Linked DNA regions of Homo sapiens: region 2 is linked to region 1. The links are chromatin contacts, found by Hi-C or POLR2A ChIA-PET in ENCODE. All regions are on one chromosome and are shown on one strand. Each heading gives the region's core, a stretch centred on a gene start or an enhancer-like site at or near the end of the contact. The rest is flanking DNA. Distances are from core to core; before and after follow the strand shown. Region 1 has its middle 660 kb from the start of TLE1. Region 2 overlaps TLE1 (TLE family member 1, transcriptional corepressor).

Region 1 (7,325 bases), core at 1,963-4,462:
CTCTTCTACCAGAAAGAGGTTAGCCTATATTTACATTTGAATTTCTAATATTCTACCCTTTCCATCACCTTTTTCTTTCTTAAATACTGATTTCATCTCTTCTATATGTGGCCCAAATTTCAATATTTCTTTAAATTTGTATATTGGCATAAGTGTCCTATACTTATTTAATATTATATTATATTGAATTATATTTTATTGTAATTATAATTAAATATAATGAATTACTTATTTAATATTTAACATAGGTAATATATTCTATTAATATAATTAATTTTAATTATTAATGCTATTGCATAAATAGAAAAAACTCAAAGAATATATCACAAGAGATTAACTGGAAACAAGATTACGTGTGATTTTTATATTTTTCTCTTTGCGTTTCTGTTTTTCTACAATTTTATGGATTGCATACACAATAATTATATATGCATTCACCCATATATACACCTTAGTTACTTGAACCAAAATCAAAAACCTTTACACAACTCTTTATTATTCTTAACTTCACTTTACGAGAAAACATCTCTCGATACATAAAAAGTCCAGATAAATACATATAAATATACTCTAAAAACAAATATTTTAATATGTAAGTGGTTTTAAGTTACTGACATTAATCATTAAGTTAATAATAACCTTGATCCTGTGAGACAGTCAGAATATGCTCATTTTCAGCATAGTACACTTGCTAAGGCAGCAAAATGGAACAGAATACTTGAACAAGATTTTCAATGATCATGGGCAAAATAAAAAGACACAGTTAACCAGAATATTCAATTAGTCAGAATATATTCTTTAAACATCTATTAGTCAGGCAAGTTTCACTTTTCAGGGCCTTGTATCAAAGCTTTTTTTTAAATTATAAAAACCCATAAACAATGCTAATTATTCACATTTACAAATTAAACACCAAAGTCCATTCCCAGATTAAAACAGAATCTAAATTGATGTGCTTTTACCAAGACTTTATGTGATCATTATCCATCCCTTCCCGCTATTGCTGAACTTAAATGAGCCCCTCCAATAAAGCCTGTTTTACTGGGTATGCTTCCATAAAACATTCACATTTTATCATATAGTAAAGTTAGAATTTATGCTAAATATTATTTCCCTAAAGATAAATTCAAGTGAATCAAATATTAAATGATGTAGCAAAGAGTATTATTATAAAACTAAATTCCTGCAAATGTATTAATAGTCTTTAATGTTGATAAGTAAATGGCTGTGATGTTTTCTTTTTAATACTTCAGTCTCACTAAGGCTGTCAGTAAGCCTAATTCTCTCTCATTTCTGCCAATTCCTATTAGATACACAGAGAAGTACATTGTGTTTATGAGACTAGGGTTCCATTTTTACTAAGCATATAAAAGCTTCTATTAATCTCTCTTAACAGTTATTGAATTTGCCTTTGAATGTTTGCTAAAACAATGATGGACATTCATTAACAACAGGATAGACTCTCACAGTTTGCATATGTTAGTTCCAAAACTTTCTTCAATCAAACTCAAGCAACTAAAGGAAGAAAAATGTGTCAAGTACATAAAACATTTTACTCAGACTTAAAATGCTTTTATTTCAACTTCAATTTATTTCCACTAAGGCTTCAGTGGTAGGAAGGAAGATGGAGAATATTCATTTTACTGCCTTAACAAATTACCACAAATTTAGCAGCTTAAAGCAACACCCATTTATTAGCTGACACTTTTGTAAGTCAGAAATCCCAGCGAGTTCAACTGGGTTCTATACTCAGAGTCTCATAAGGCCATAATCAATGTGTCATTGGATGGGTCCTTATCTGGAGGCTCCGGAAAAAATATTTGCTTTTACATTTATTTAAGTAGTTGGCAGAATTTAGTTCCTTGAGGAGGTCAGACTGGGTCTGCCTTTTCTAGCTGGCTATTGGCTGCGAGGTGGGTAAGATACTTGTCTGCATTTGTTGGTGTGTGGCCCCTCCTATCTTTTAAATTAGCAAGACAGCATCAAATCCCTCTGACCTCTCTGATCAGCTGGAGAAAAAATTCTCTGCTTTTAAAGGGGTTTATGAGATCGGAAGACCTACCCGGTGGATAATCTCCCTAACTCAAGGTCATCTGTGCCATATAACATAACATAATCATGGAAGTGATATTAATACCTCATTATAATCACAGGTTTTGGGAATTAGCATGCGGAATGTTGGGTGGCATTTTTACAATTTTGCCTGCTGGGGAATTGGAAAAATTGAGATTAGGAGTATACGCAGGCTTTAAATGTCAGACGCTATAAACACAGAAGCCAGAGCAAAGATCTCTTTCTGGCAGAGGGACATTCAGGAACATCTCCTAATGTTAATCCCATACTGATATTAGAAAAGGAGCATCAGGCCTTAAGCATTATTTGCATTATTTGCAAGTGTCGATGAGCTTGGAATTCTTTTCAAGTAGATAAAGAAAAAAAAAATCAAGGGATCAAAGAAAGAGGAAACAGTGCAAAACTGGCTAAAGTCTCGCAGTTGAATGACTCCTGTTAGGGAACTCTGGGAGGAGTTATTAAAGATTCAAGATTGAGAAAACTGAGGTTCAGAATTAAATCCAATTCTGAAAACTACGAGATCATGGAGGCACTTCCTATACGACTTTGAGTCACTAGGGTTCAAGTCAGGGATGCCATTACAGAGTAATCAGGGGACGAGATAAGGTACTGGTTACTGAAGGACTGACTCGGAACAAAGCAAGTCAGCTGGTCTGGCACCAGGATCCCAGGTGTTCAGGATCACAGCACAATTAGCATCTCACCTGACTCAGAGTTTAGTCACTAATTTACTAACCCAAGGCTCACGGTACACCCACTTCCCAGGCCCTTGACCACTTTCAGATTCGGGGGTAGGGTTGGACACACAAGTTAGTGACCCCATCCAGATGTCACAGAACTGTCAATGTAAAGTCTAAATTCCTCTCTTTCATTCTCTCTTCTCCCGCTTTCCTCCTGTTCATATTACCAAATGCCATATGCCCAGCTTTAAAAGATGCTGAAAGAAACTCCCTTTTCTGATTACTGGAGATGCTGGTGCACACAGGGCAATAACAACAAGGTCAGCAGGTCTATGAGAACCCCAAAGGGGTGCTGGGGATGAGGAGTATTAGGAGAGGAAGGGAGCATACAGAAGGTCTCTCCAGGATTTTTTATTCATGCCTTTTCTCTCCTTAGAGGTCTTGTGGAGCACAGAGAGAGAGACCCAGGAGGCCTGAGACTTGCTGGGAGCCTCTCATCATGTAGATGAGTCATTAAAACACATTGCATCATTTAAGAATTACTCTTCAAAAATGGCCCTACTCCAAAATGCTCCCATTATTTTATACTGTCTGATTTGTAAAATATATTGGGTCAGGGATGGTGGTGTCAAAGTATTAAATTAAATTTGGCCAAAGGCCATCTCTGAACTTTGAGTCTTTACTTAAGGAACTACAACTGAACTTAGTACCTAGACAAACTGAAACCTAACTTAGGAGTACATTTTTGTGTAACAGATAGGTCTGAGCCAATCAGAAGCAGCTGAGCTTCAGCCAATCACAGGCTGCCAACGGATCAGATATGTGCAAATAAGGCAAAAGCCCAGCTGTAACCAATGGAACTATTTCTGTACATGACTTGCCTCTTCTGTCTATAAATACTCACGGCCCACTGGCAGAGCACAATTCTCTGAATCTCTTCTGGTTCTGAGTGCTGCAAGATTCATGAATCATTCTTTGTTCAGATAAACTCTGCTATATCTAATTTGTCTAAAGCTTCTCCTTTCAAAGATTTCATTCATTTCCTAGAATTTTGTAAAGCAAAATTGTATACCAAATAGCACCATGGCCTCCTACTGCAGAGTAAAGAATGGGAATGAACCTTTTACTCCGAGCACCTTTCCTGGGATTTCACATTCCTGATACAAAAAGCCAATAGATCCCCGTCCGGGGTCTGCTTTTGTGGGAAGTTTTTGTTGGTTTGTTTTGCCCCCAAGCTATTAAAATAGGTCATGTTTCTTTCTGGTTAACCATTAGGTATTACAACCTAAACACAATATCCATGATTGTGTTGATGGAACAGATGTGAGGACAGTGAGGGCAGGGATGGGGGCTGAGGGGATGGTTTGTCCCTGCAGAGTGCAAGAAAGAAACAAGAGGCCTGTGAGTTGTTTCTAGTAATTTGTGGTAAAGAGAACCCTGTGTCATGCTCTGAGACTCCAGGGTTTTAAGACAAGTGGTGTGCTGCTTCAGGGCATTTATGTTTAAAAAGCTCAGTGGAGCAAGAAAAGATAAGGAATACACAAAGATTAATTCTGAAGTTCTTGTTAAAACCAAACACTTTAATCCTAGAAAGAGACGGTGAGGAAGAAACCCTTCTTCTAATACACTCAGCTGAGTTCATTTTCAAAATTACCAGAAGGCTGACACATGTGGCAGGAAGGAGGAGGGAGGGAGATGTGTTTAAAACAATTCCTTTTTCTGTGAATCAAGTTTCAGTGTATCTACTGTGGCCATTGTACCTGTCAAACATTAACAGATCTATTTTTTTGGAAATGATCACTACGACAATTTTGAGATTAACTTGATGAATCAAAAGAACTAGAGAAAAAAAACTGTTGTAAAAATTGTGTGTGGAGAGGGGATATTTATTTCCTAGCATTTATTTTTTCATGCAGTTAGCTGTAAATGCAAAAACCAGCCAATAAGCAAGAATGGGTCATAGATGCCTTCATGAAAACTGAATGAAGGGTACACGCTTAAGACCAGTTCATGGCTTTGTGCACATGATTTTGAGGCAGTGCACATTTATTGCCCATGTTTTATAAATTCATTATGTTATTCTGTCAACATTTCCTCAACTGGAATGTAAGTTTATAGGGAACAAATGATGTCTACTTTTTATTCTTCACAAACTGATTTACTCAAGAAGGGAGAGAATAAGGAGATAAGGAAGTGGGGAAGAAAGGAGAAAGGGAAAGATGGGTGAGAAAAGCAAGGAAGAAACAGGAAGGAAAAGAGAGGAGAAAAGAGAGTACAGATTTGGGGATTCACTGTAATTTACCAAGGGAAATTAGAAATGCAAATGTCCATTGCTCTTTGATCATGTGCCTGCATGTTTTATCACAGGAGTCTGATCATGCAAAACTGGAGTCTACAACACAACAACCTTTCAGGGGTCAGCCTCCTAAGAAAAAAGCTTTGCCTTGTGTCAGTCATTAAATTTGGGAGCAGATTCTGGAAAGATCCCCTGAAGCATCTATATACAATTAGTAGATAGAACACTCTTTTACAGGGTGGCCACAGTAGAGCAGTCCATTTTGGAGCTTGTTGATTTAAGCTATAAACATGACCCGAGGGAAATTATGCTAAAGAAAAGGATTATTATTTCTTGATAGTAGCTCAAAGCCAGTGAGCCCCTAAAACAGACTCTGACATATGGCCTTATAGTATGTGTATTTGATATTTTATTTGCAGATGCCCACACAGTACAAACAGCAGCCTTCTGCTATTATCAGGCGACCATTGTTACAAAAGCACAACACATTGGTATATGCTTCACCTGCTGCCGAAGAGGTCCTTTGAGGAGAGAGATACAGAAGGCCACACAAGCTTGCTCCTGTTATCACCAAGTCTGAGAAAAGATAACTCAAGAGCTTAAAGTATCTATAATCTGTTCTGCATTTAGTTGGCATATTGCAGATATCTGCCCCAAATTTAATGTGAGAAACAGGAGAGTTAAGATAAATTAGGGGAGTATAATTATAAGGATTGCTAAGGAAACATCCAGGATATATTTAGATACTTTTGGAAGTAATAAAATGGATTTATGTCCTTTCCAGAACCAACCAGAGGCTTTGTTCAAGTCCACAGCTGCAAGCTGGTAGTATGTATATTGTCACTCTCACTTCCTGTACCTACTGTATACACATTGCTGCTTACCCATAGCACTCTCTTCCCCACTAGGGCAGAAGCAACTTCTAGGTCTTTTTTAAATAAAATACTCCTGGAAGCTTCCTCCAATCATTCTGAGTTGATCCACAAGTGAAAAATCTATTTGCCATCATTTGACTAAACCATAATTTCAGAATTCTTCATGGATCTCCCCTGAGCTGCACACAAACCCCATGTTAAACACAATCATCTTTGACAGCTGATAATAGTTTGTAAATTGTATCTTTCAAGCAATGAAGAACTTTTTCTATAATTCAGGTTTCACCCTATTTTATGCCTCAATTTTTCTCATCTTGATCGTTTACTCTCTAGATTTTAATGTCTTTATGTTAATTCTGCAGTTCAAGAAATAGGCTCAATCAAGTCATGTGGTGGTTTTCAAGAATGTCAAGTTACTAAGAGTCTGGCTTTAATTGTCCGTTAGGAACAAAATAAAAAGGTTGTTGATTCTCAATTATGACGTTTCATTCTAAAATGTGGGAGATGTTCTCTGGGATGAAAGTGAGTCATTTAACATTTATGTTTCTCAACTGATATCCACTGAGGGAAAGCATAAACCAATTAATGAAAAGGATCTGTCTAGAGATAAGAAGCATCAAAAAGAAATCTGGAGAACTTCATTCTGACTCCAAACCACATAAATGAAAGACTTGCAAGCTTTTTCCCTAATGTAGCCAATGCACCGTGTCCAACTCCGTAATTATGCCTTACAGCCAAAAAAGTGAGCTGCCAGGGCTTTAAGCTAAATGCCACTCTAGCTGTATTATTCACTCTGAAGAAGGAACTACCTCTAGGAAGGTGCTTTATAGTGCCTTTAAAAAGGTAGATTCTATACCTTTAATGCTTTCTTTCTTAATTCTTATCCCCAATATTAATACTTCAAATTTAGTAAGACTTATGGAGCTAAATGGATGAAAAATTTTAATTAAAATTATGTCTACAAGCTGACCAATTTATTTATAGTTTTGAACCCCCCATGGACATAATATTGCTGCTAAACCACAAACCACTGGAAAATCAGAGTGAAACCTCATTGACTTGACGACTTACTCTCATGCCATATCAAGTTGACAACTTTCTTGCTGAGGGACCTTGAAGAAGACACTGAACCTCTAAAGCTCAATTTAAAAAAATATTAAAGAAAGTTTGTCTATGTTCCATGGACTCTACTAGACCCTTGATAAAAATATGAATTTTTATCCTCAGTCAGAGAAAAATTGGACTGTCACAGCATTAGCTTGATTTTCTATTTATGTAATATTCCATTAATGAGAGTTAAGGACATGGTTTTAGCTATCAAGAAATTAGTGTTTTAGGAAAAAAAATATATATAAATATATAGAGACCAAAATGGTCTCTATATACACACATATATGTATG
Region 2 (7,325 bases), core at 3,394-5,893, 570 kb after region 1:
ACTAATAATAATTAAACAGAGTAGATATATTTCAACAGCAAAAACAACCTCCAAAAAAACAGCTTTCTAAAAATACCAGTTTATGGTATGGACTTCAACTTTCTCTTGCTTAAGGAAGAGAAAATAAGAGATTATCTTATATGGCTGTAAACAGAGATTTTAGGTTTCCTACTCAACAATCTTCCTTGCCTACCTTGGTCAGGAACGCCATTATATAAAACAGCAAAGTGTGCAGCTAAAAAACTACTCTTCCCCGGTCTCCTTTAGCCCAGCCTGCCTATGTTCTGACCAATGAGGTGTAAGAAGAAGCTGTTGGATGGCATTTTGAGGAAGCTCTGAACTTGAAAGAGGGGAGAGGGATGGGGGATATGGGAACTCTCTGTAACTTTCCACTCTATTTTGCCAAGAACCTATAACTGCTCTAAAAAAATAAATAGGGAGAGAGCATACTTGCCCTCTTCTCTTCTTCCTTCCCACTGCCTGAGCTAAGAGCAAGATGACTGGTGCTCCTACGGCCCCTCTGGGCCACAAGTTGATTTCAAAGACAGAAATCAATTGCTGGATAGCAAAGACTTGGAACCAACCCAAATGCCCATCAATGACAGAATGGATAAAGAAAATGTGGCACATATACACCATGGAATACTATGCAGCCATAAAAAAAAGGATGAGTTCATGTCCCTTGCAGGGACATGGATGAAACTGGAAACCATCATTCCCAGCAAACTAACACAGGAACAGAAAACCAAACCCTGCATGTTCTCACTCATAAATGGGAGTTGGACAATGAGAACAATGAGATCGCGCCACTGCACTCCAGCCTAGGCGACAAGAGCAAGACTACGTCTTAAAAAAAAAAAAAATTATGCACATTCTACTTTGAAGACCACTACTTCCACTTTCTTAACTTGAAATCACTAAGAGAGCTAGAAGTTCAAACCATAAACAATAAGTGAAGTATGCACTGCTTCCTCCTTCCCATTACCCTCGAGAAAGTCTGGGCCCTTTCTGGAGCTTGTCATTGGCAGCTTTAAATATAATGTAAACACCATGAGTACTAACACAGAGCTTAAATTTTCATTTTAATACAAACTCAAATTTTGTAAAGTAACTTAGCAAGCACAAAACTGAAAACCGATTATGCCAGGTCTCTAGCACCCTGCACTTAAAACCCACATACATTTGCTTGAAAATAAAATGCATGCTATTATCTTCCCTCCATAAAAGCAAAATATCAGACACATGAAGACTTTTAAACTTCCCCTCCACTCAATCACAGGACATAATCTCAATCTGTTATCTGCTGGCAAATTGGTTCCAGTAACTAATAGTAAATAGCTTTTTGGCCCAAATCCTTAATGTTACTCTTAATTTGAATGAATAAGCACGTATAATGGGAACCATGGAGACTGTCCTGGGGAATAAATACACATATAAAAACAATATAGCTCAAAGCCCTCACATCACCAAACCACTCAATCTCATTTTTTATCCAACAGGATTATTTGGTGTCCTTAGCAATATATCGAGTCCACATGATATTTCAACATGCACATTATAGTTAGTTGAACAGGAACCTATGCCACTTATTATGGGATACTTGGAGTCATAATCAAATAGCATTTTGTTGCCCTTGAAGACTGCCACAGAACTATGGGAGTTTAAGTCTATTCATGTCCTACAAGAATTCTAGGCTTTGAAGAATGCTCAACGAACAAAGTCCAGTAGCCAAGTTCTATGACTCAGAATCAGGCTCCATACTCTGGGTCCAAAAACAACAAAAAAATTGCCAGGTGATACTGAAGAAATGACAAGTAAATTTCCATAAAATTAAACAATTGAGGCTGGGCGCGGTGGCTCACGCCTGTAATCCCAGCACTCTGGGAGGCCAAGGCGGGCGGATCACGAGATCAGGAGATCAAGACCATCCTGGCTAACAGAGTGAAACCCCATCTCTACTAAAAATACAAAAAAATCAGCCGGGTATGGTGGCGGGCGCTTGTAGTCCCAGCTACTCGGGAGGCTGAGGCAGGAGAATGGCGTGAACCTGGGAGGCGGAGCTTGTGGTGAGCCGAGATTGTGCCACTGCACTCCAGCCTGGGCGACAGAGACTCTGTCTCAAAAAAAAAAAAAAAAAAATTAAAAAATAAAAGTAAAACAATTGAGTTGCACATGATTTAAAGGATGGTGTTTAAGATGGAGAAACTGCTTCTCAAAGATCTCGGTGCCATGAGAGAAATTACACATGTGAGGATTAGTTTTTCTCTGTGTACCACAAATCAAGCTGGGCGCCTCCAGGTAAGGCCAGGTTTCCATGAGGCACCCTTTCATCAATCTCAGATTTTTCAGAGAAAGGAGATTTTATCTTCCTCCAACTGGAAGCCTGCTTATCATAGAGTTAAATGTTCCAGATTAAATAGATGCACCGAGTAACAGACGGGAGATCTGTCTGCTGATCTTTGGAAGACACCCACTTCTCTCCCAGGTGTCCTCTTCTTTAAACTGCACAGGAGGCCTGCGATCATCATATGGAGGCAATTTAAAATTGATTCACAATGCAGCGAGCTGCTGTCAGAAGCTGTGAACACTCATCCGTCCCACGGGAAGCCCATATGGATGTTAATACATCAGTCACAGGGGGCCTCGCAGGAAGCTGGTGCTGCCTGCTGTGCTGGAGAGCCAAATCAAATGAACACGCCAGAGCAACACAAAGGGTGGATGGGCCTTTAGGAGGGATCAACTGGAAGGAAAAAACCAGGGGAGGAAATTATTCACCTACAATAATAACAGAGCTTTTTCAATAAAAGGCCACACTGAGGGCTCATCATGACCATGGTGAAGGGATCCCAGAAGGAAACTTAACTTTCTCTACTGGTTGAGGAACTAGGAAAAGTAAAACCAATCAGAAAGAGGAATGTATAAACAGATAGTGAGCATTCATGAATATCGCTCACACCTGAATTCAGAATGAAGCCAGATACAAAATAATGGACATGGAAATGACCGCATTTCTAGAATTTCGAACACAGGCAAAATTCATCTGCAGTATTGAAAGTCAAGGTGGTGGTTAACCTTGGTGACTGCAAGGGGCATGGGAGGGGTTTCTGGGCAATGATCCTGCTCTGTTCCTTGATCCAAGGGCTGGTTACACAGGTGGCTGCCTTTGGTGAAAAGTCACTGAGCTAGACATGTATGATTCATGCACTTTTCTGTATGTGTATGGTATTCCAATATTTAAAGTTTAGATTCATTTACTTATTCAAGAGGAAGTCGAGGGGAAGGCTCGTAACCAGTTAACACATTAGATTAGGTCCACAGGCAAATCAAGTGCCCAAACTTTGCTGTTAAATGAACCTCTCTCTGGTTCTCTGGCTACGTCAACTGCGGTCTTGCCAATCAGCCAGCCTGCAGTCTAGAATGTGTCTGTTTCGTGATCCATAAGATAGGAATAATAATAAAACACAGAGGTCGCAGGGGTTGCTGTAAGGATTAAAGTGGTAACAGCTGCAAAACACTTAACACAGCACTTGACACCTGCAGTGAGTCTTCAGGAAATGACAGTATTGTTATCGCACCACCACGACTTAAAAAAAAGCCAAGTGAAGATACGTTGAATTGAGGGCTTTATCTCAACCAGTGGACAAGTATGTGGGTCAGGGAATGCGGAAAGGGAGGAAGACGCAGGGTGGGGATCAGGAAAGCACAAGGGCAGTGATGAGGCAACAAAAAATACAAAATTCTTAAGTCATCAAAGGTGAGAGTGGGGGAAATGGCAGTTGGCAAAGACTAGAACAAACGCCCAAAGAGTAGAGATGGACGTTTGGATAGAATCGTGGCAAACTGCAGGGCAGACAGTCAGTCCTGGATCCCTCCTTAGGGGCCATACAGCGAAGCCCACCTGCATCTCAGAAAGCCTCAGAACTGAGACCCAGCCCCCACCTAGCTTTCTGAATCAAGCTCCTACAGATCAGGATCGCTTCTGCTTCTGAAGTCTGGTGTCAGAATCGAAAAGAATAAAGCCCACTCGACTTCACAGATGTAAAACATGAATGATATAAAAACCCATTAAGAGCAAGGGGCTTTTCATTTACTGGGCACACAGCAGAGGTGAAGGAACTAAAAGCAAAGAGTCCCCACCGGGCTCCTTCGCAGCTGTGGTGAACTGGAAAACAAGACTGTGTTCCAAGGGGGCAGGTTGTTTTTTCCTAGCAGACCAGGCTCCTGTTAATAAAACTATGCTGTGTTCTGTGGTCAAAGGAAAACAGGTGTTTACAGGGTTGTTGGTTTCCTGGAAATAGGAACTGCAGTGGCAGAATCAAGTAAACAATAATGAAGAACCACAGACCCCAGAGAGGACGGCTGTGGTCAAGCCCCGCTGCCTACGGACTTGGCACTCTGGATGTGAAATTGTTAGCTATATTAACAAGGATCAAAAATCTGATCGTGTCAAAAACCTTCATTCGCTCTTCAAGCTCTTTAGGGCTCATGAAGCCCTTTACAATTTAGTGCCAACAAGTCTTACTTCATGTGACCTTAAACTCCCAGCCACACAGGACAACAGGCCAGTCCCCTAAAATATCACATGCTGTCACATCTCCAAGTTGCGCACAAACTGTTCCCTCCCGCTAGAACAGCACCGCTTCCCTCCCAAGTACACGCCGCTTCCTCCCTCCCTCTGCCTGCCACGAACTCCCCAGCCTTGATGATTCTTTCCCAGGGTCCTAACCTTTCCTATTAACCTCTCTAATAGTACTTCTCATATGGTGAACATTTAAGTCTTTCCGATTCCAGAGTTCTTCAGGGGCAGGCAGAAGGTTTCACCAGCCAGCACTCCATCAAAGGATCAGAACACCACAAGCTGTCTACTGTTACCTAATCACTTATATATTGAGGAAAAGTTGCCCTGGTAAGGAAAATCTGCTAAAATAAGGTGGGCATTCCTCTCTAAGCCCCTGGGTTATGCCAGCCAACTTTTCCCAGGCAACGTCTAGCAATTATACCAAATGTCACTAAGAGATGGTAGCAGTTTCCTAAGGGGGAAAGGCAGTCTCTAGACAGCTGACTTAGACCACAGAAAAGATAATGAAAGCAATGACAATAATGAAGTGAAATCCATAGCTTTCCCCTAAGCCAGCTAAATCCAGTGGATGCTGGGCCCTTCCCAAGTAAGCTGTGGCAGAAGCAACCAGAGGTCACATGGAACAAGCTCCATCCTGCATCTGGGCCCTGGAAAGCAGGACCCACACAGTCAAGTGCAAGAAGTCAGAAGGCACAAGCAATTGCTTCAGTTTAATGACCAGTAACATGTGGGCACCAAGCCTAACTAACTTGAGCCTCATTTCCCCATTTTTACAATGTGCCCTGACAAAACTTAGCCTATGAACAGGACTGCTGAGGTGTGAAGTAATGAAGCCACATGGGAAAGTACTTCAAGAAAACTATGAAGCGCAATATAGTCAACCTTTGTTTGCCACATCACAGGAGGGGGCTCACTATCCCTTACTGTTTAGAGATGAGGGAAGGTGGCACAGGATAGGCTAAGTAACTCGCCCATAACCACGGCTAGTAAGCGGTAGACCAACTCCAGCTCAGCCCAGCTGCAAAAGTGGAGCTGTTAATCTTTACCTTAGCTTCCACATCAGCACTACCTGTGACGTTATCCCCTCAAGAGGGATAACGTGGGACCCACCAGGACAAAGACACCTACCCCACACATCGTGAGCAACATAAGGCATGTCGACATCGTGAGTGTGACTGTGGGGGCTGGGGGAACCGGGCTCCTTATGGAATGGATGAGAATAATGTAATTTATGATTCCAGAGGATACTCTTAGCCTGAAAACTAATAAAGGCGGTGGCTGGGAGGAATAGTGACATGGGGCTCATAAGAAAATCAGTCTTATTATTCTAAGACTTTAGAAGAAAGTATAATTTACCTGCTATGGGTAAAACCTTCCTCTGTCAATTTTTTTTAAGGGTCTGCACATCTAACCCATGACATCTACAAAATTTTTCCAGTTTGGCCATTTGCGTATTCTTCCAAATAGAAAATATGCAGAACAGGGTATAATTCCCACCTTATTTGGAAGACAGCATTTCTGTGTTAACGGAGGGCTTTATTAACAACTAACTTGAAAGTAGCAAACTTCAAAGCATTAGGTTGGGAGACTCTTTGTTTCCTTATTTAGAGGCATACACTCTATTTTCATTTATTTTTTTTAAAGGCAAATACAAAACTTCTTAAAATGGATATGTAAAAGAAGATTACAAGCAAAGAAAACAAGAAACAGATGACCTAAGTTGATAAATGAGGAAGTATTCCAGCCAAAGTCAACATTTAAGATTCTGAGTTCTAGGACCTAACTTCCTCTATCAATTACACGTTTCCAAACTTCTCAATGTGCTGGGGCAGGAACAAGGCTCCTAAACAGGACAAAGATACAAATGGAGAAATTCTTGGATGGAAAGTAAAACAAAAAGAGGCTTAATATATTGCTATTTCAAAGCTAAACTAAAAAATTCCAGCAAAGGAACTATCACTACAGACAAAAACGAGCATTATCCAAGCAAGAAATATACACACTACATTTATATCCCATAAACCAAAAGTCATTTCTGACAAGGTGAAGAGGGAGAGAGAGAAGTAAAGTGAGGAATTATTATAGCTAAACACAACTGACATCAAAAGGAAGGTCCTCCCAGCTACTCAGGAGGCTGAGGCAGGAGGATCCCCTGAGCTCAGGAGTTTGAGGTCACCCTGGAGATCCCCATCTCATTTTTCTTTTTAAAAAGGAACGGCCTCACCTCAACTTAATTTCAAAAAATTAAGCTACATATTCCTATATCAGAAGGTAGAAAAACAGAAATTAAACTAATACCCACATGGCAATAATAAGGAACAAAATGGGCATGTTATTTTTAGCATTTAATAGACCAAAAAAAAAAAAAAAAACCTACCCAAATATCACTGTGATGGTCAATTTTATATGTCAACTTGATTAAATCAACTAAGGGACACCAGAGTGGCTGATAAAACTATTTCTAGGTGTGCCTCTGAGGCTGTTTCTAGAAGAGATTAGCATTTGAATAGGTAACCTGAGTAAAGAAGGTCCCCCACCAGTGCAGGTGGGTATCACTGAAGGCCTGGACAGGACAGAAAGTTAGAGGAGGAGCAAGTGTGCCCTTCACTTGAGCTGGAACATCTACCTGCTGCTCTCGATTATCAGTGCTACTGGTTCTCAGGCCTCAGCTTGGAGTAGAACTGCGCCAGCTTTCCCGGGCCTCCAGCTTGCAGACAATAAATCATGGGATTTCTCAGTCTACACA

What was found. A loop is a pair of places that touch in the nucleus more often than their neighbours do. ChIA-PET counts read pairs that join two places held with the same protein, here RNA polymerase II (POLR2A).
Region 2: a map of vagina shows a loop between it and region 1 (9-fold over the local background). The contact joins two enhancer-like sites. A Hi-C loop is called at or near these places in 1 of 168 maps with a recorded cell type or tissue (vagina). POLR2A ChIA-PET finds 5 or more read pairs at or near these places in 2 of 52 experiments (MCF 10A and naive thymus-derived CD4-positive, alpha-beta T cell).

Annotation. Positions count from the first base shown.
Region 1 is chr9:81,028,844-81,036,168 of GRCh38, forward strand. No RefSeq gene overlaps it. Among named protein-coding and RNA genes, the nearest start is that of TLE1, 660 kb to the right of the region's middle. Within about 2 kb of position 3,213, at least 4 of the 41 ENCODE cell types and tissues checked have a DNase peak (open chromatin) inside an H3K27ac peak, as active enhancers do.
Region 2 is chr9:81,593,695-81,601,019 of GRCh38, forward strand. All of the region lies in intron 14 of TLE1 (TLE family member 1, transcriptional corepressor), which reads right to left. Among named protein-coding and RNA genes, the nearest start is that of TLE1, 92 kb to the right of the region's middle. RefSeq lists enhancers at 1,496-2,191, 2,192-2,885. Within about 2 kb of position 4,644, at least 7 of the 41 ENCODE cell types and tissues checked have a DNase peak (open chromatin) inside an H3K27ac peak, as active enhancers do.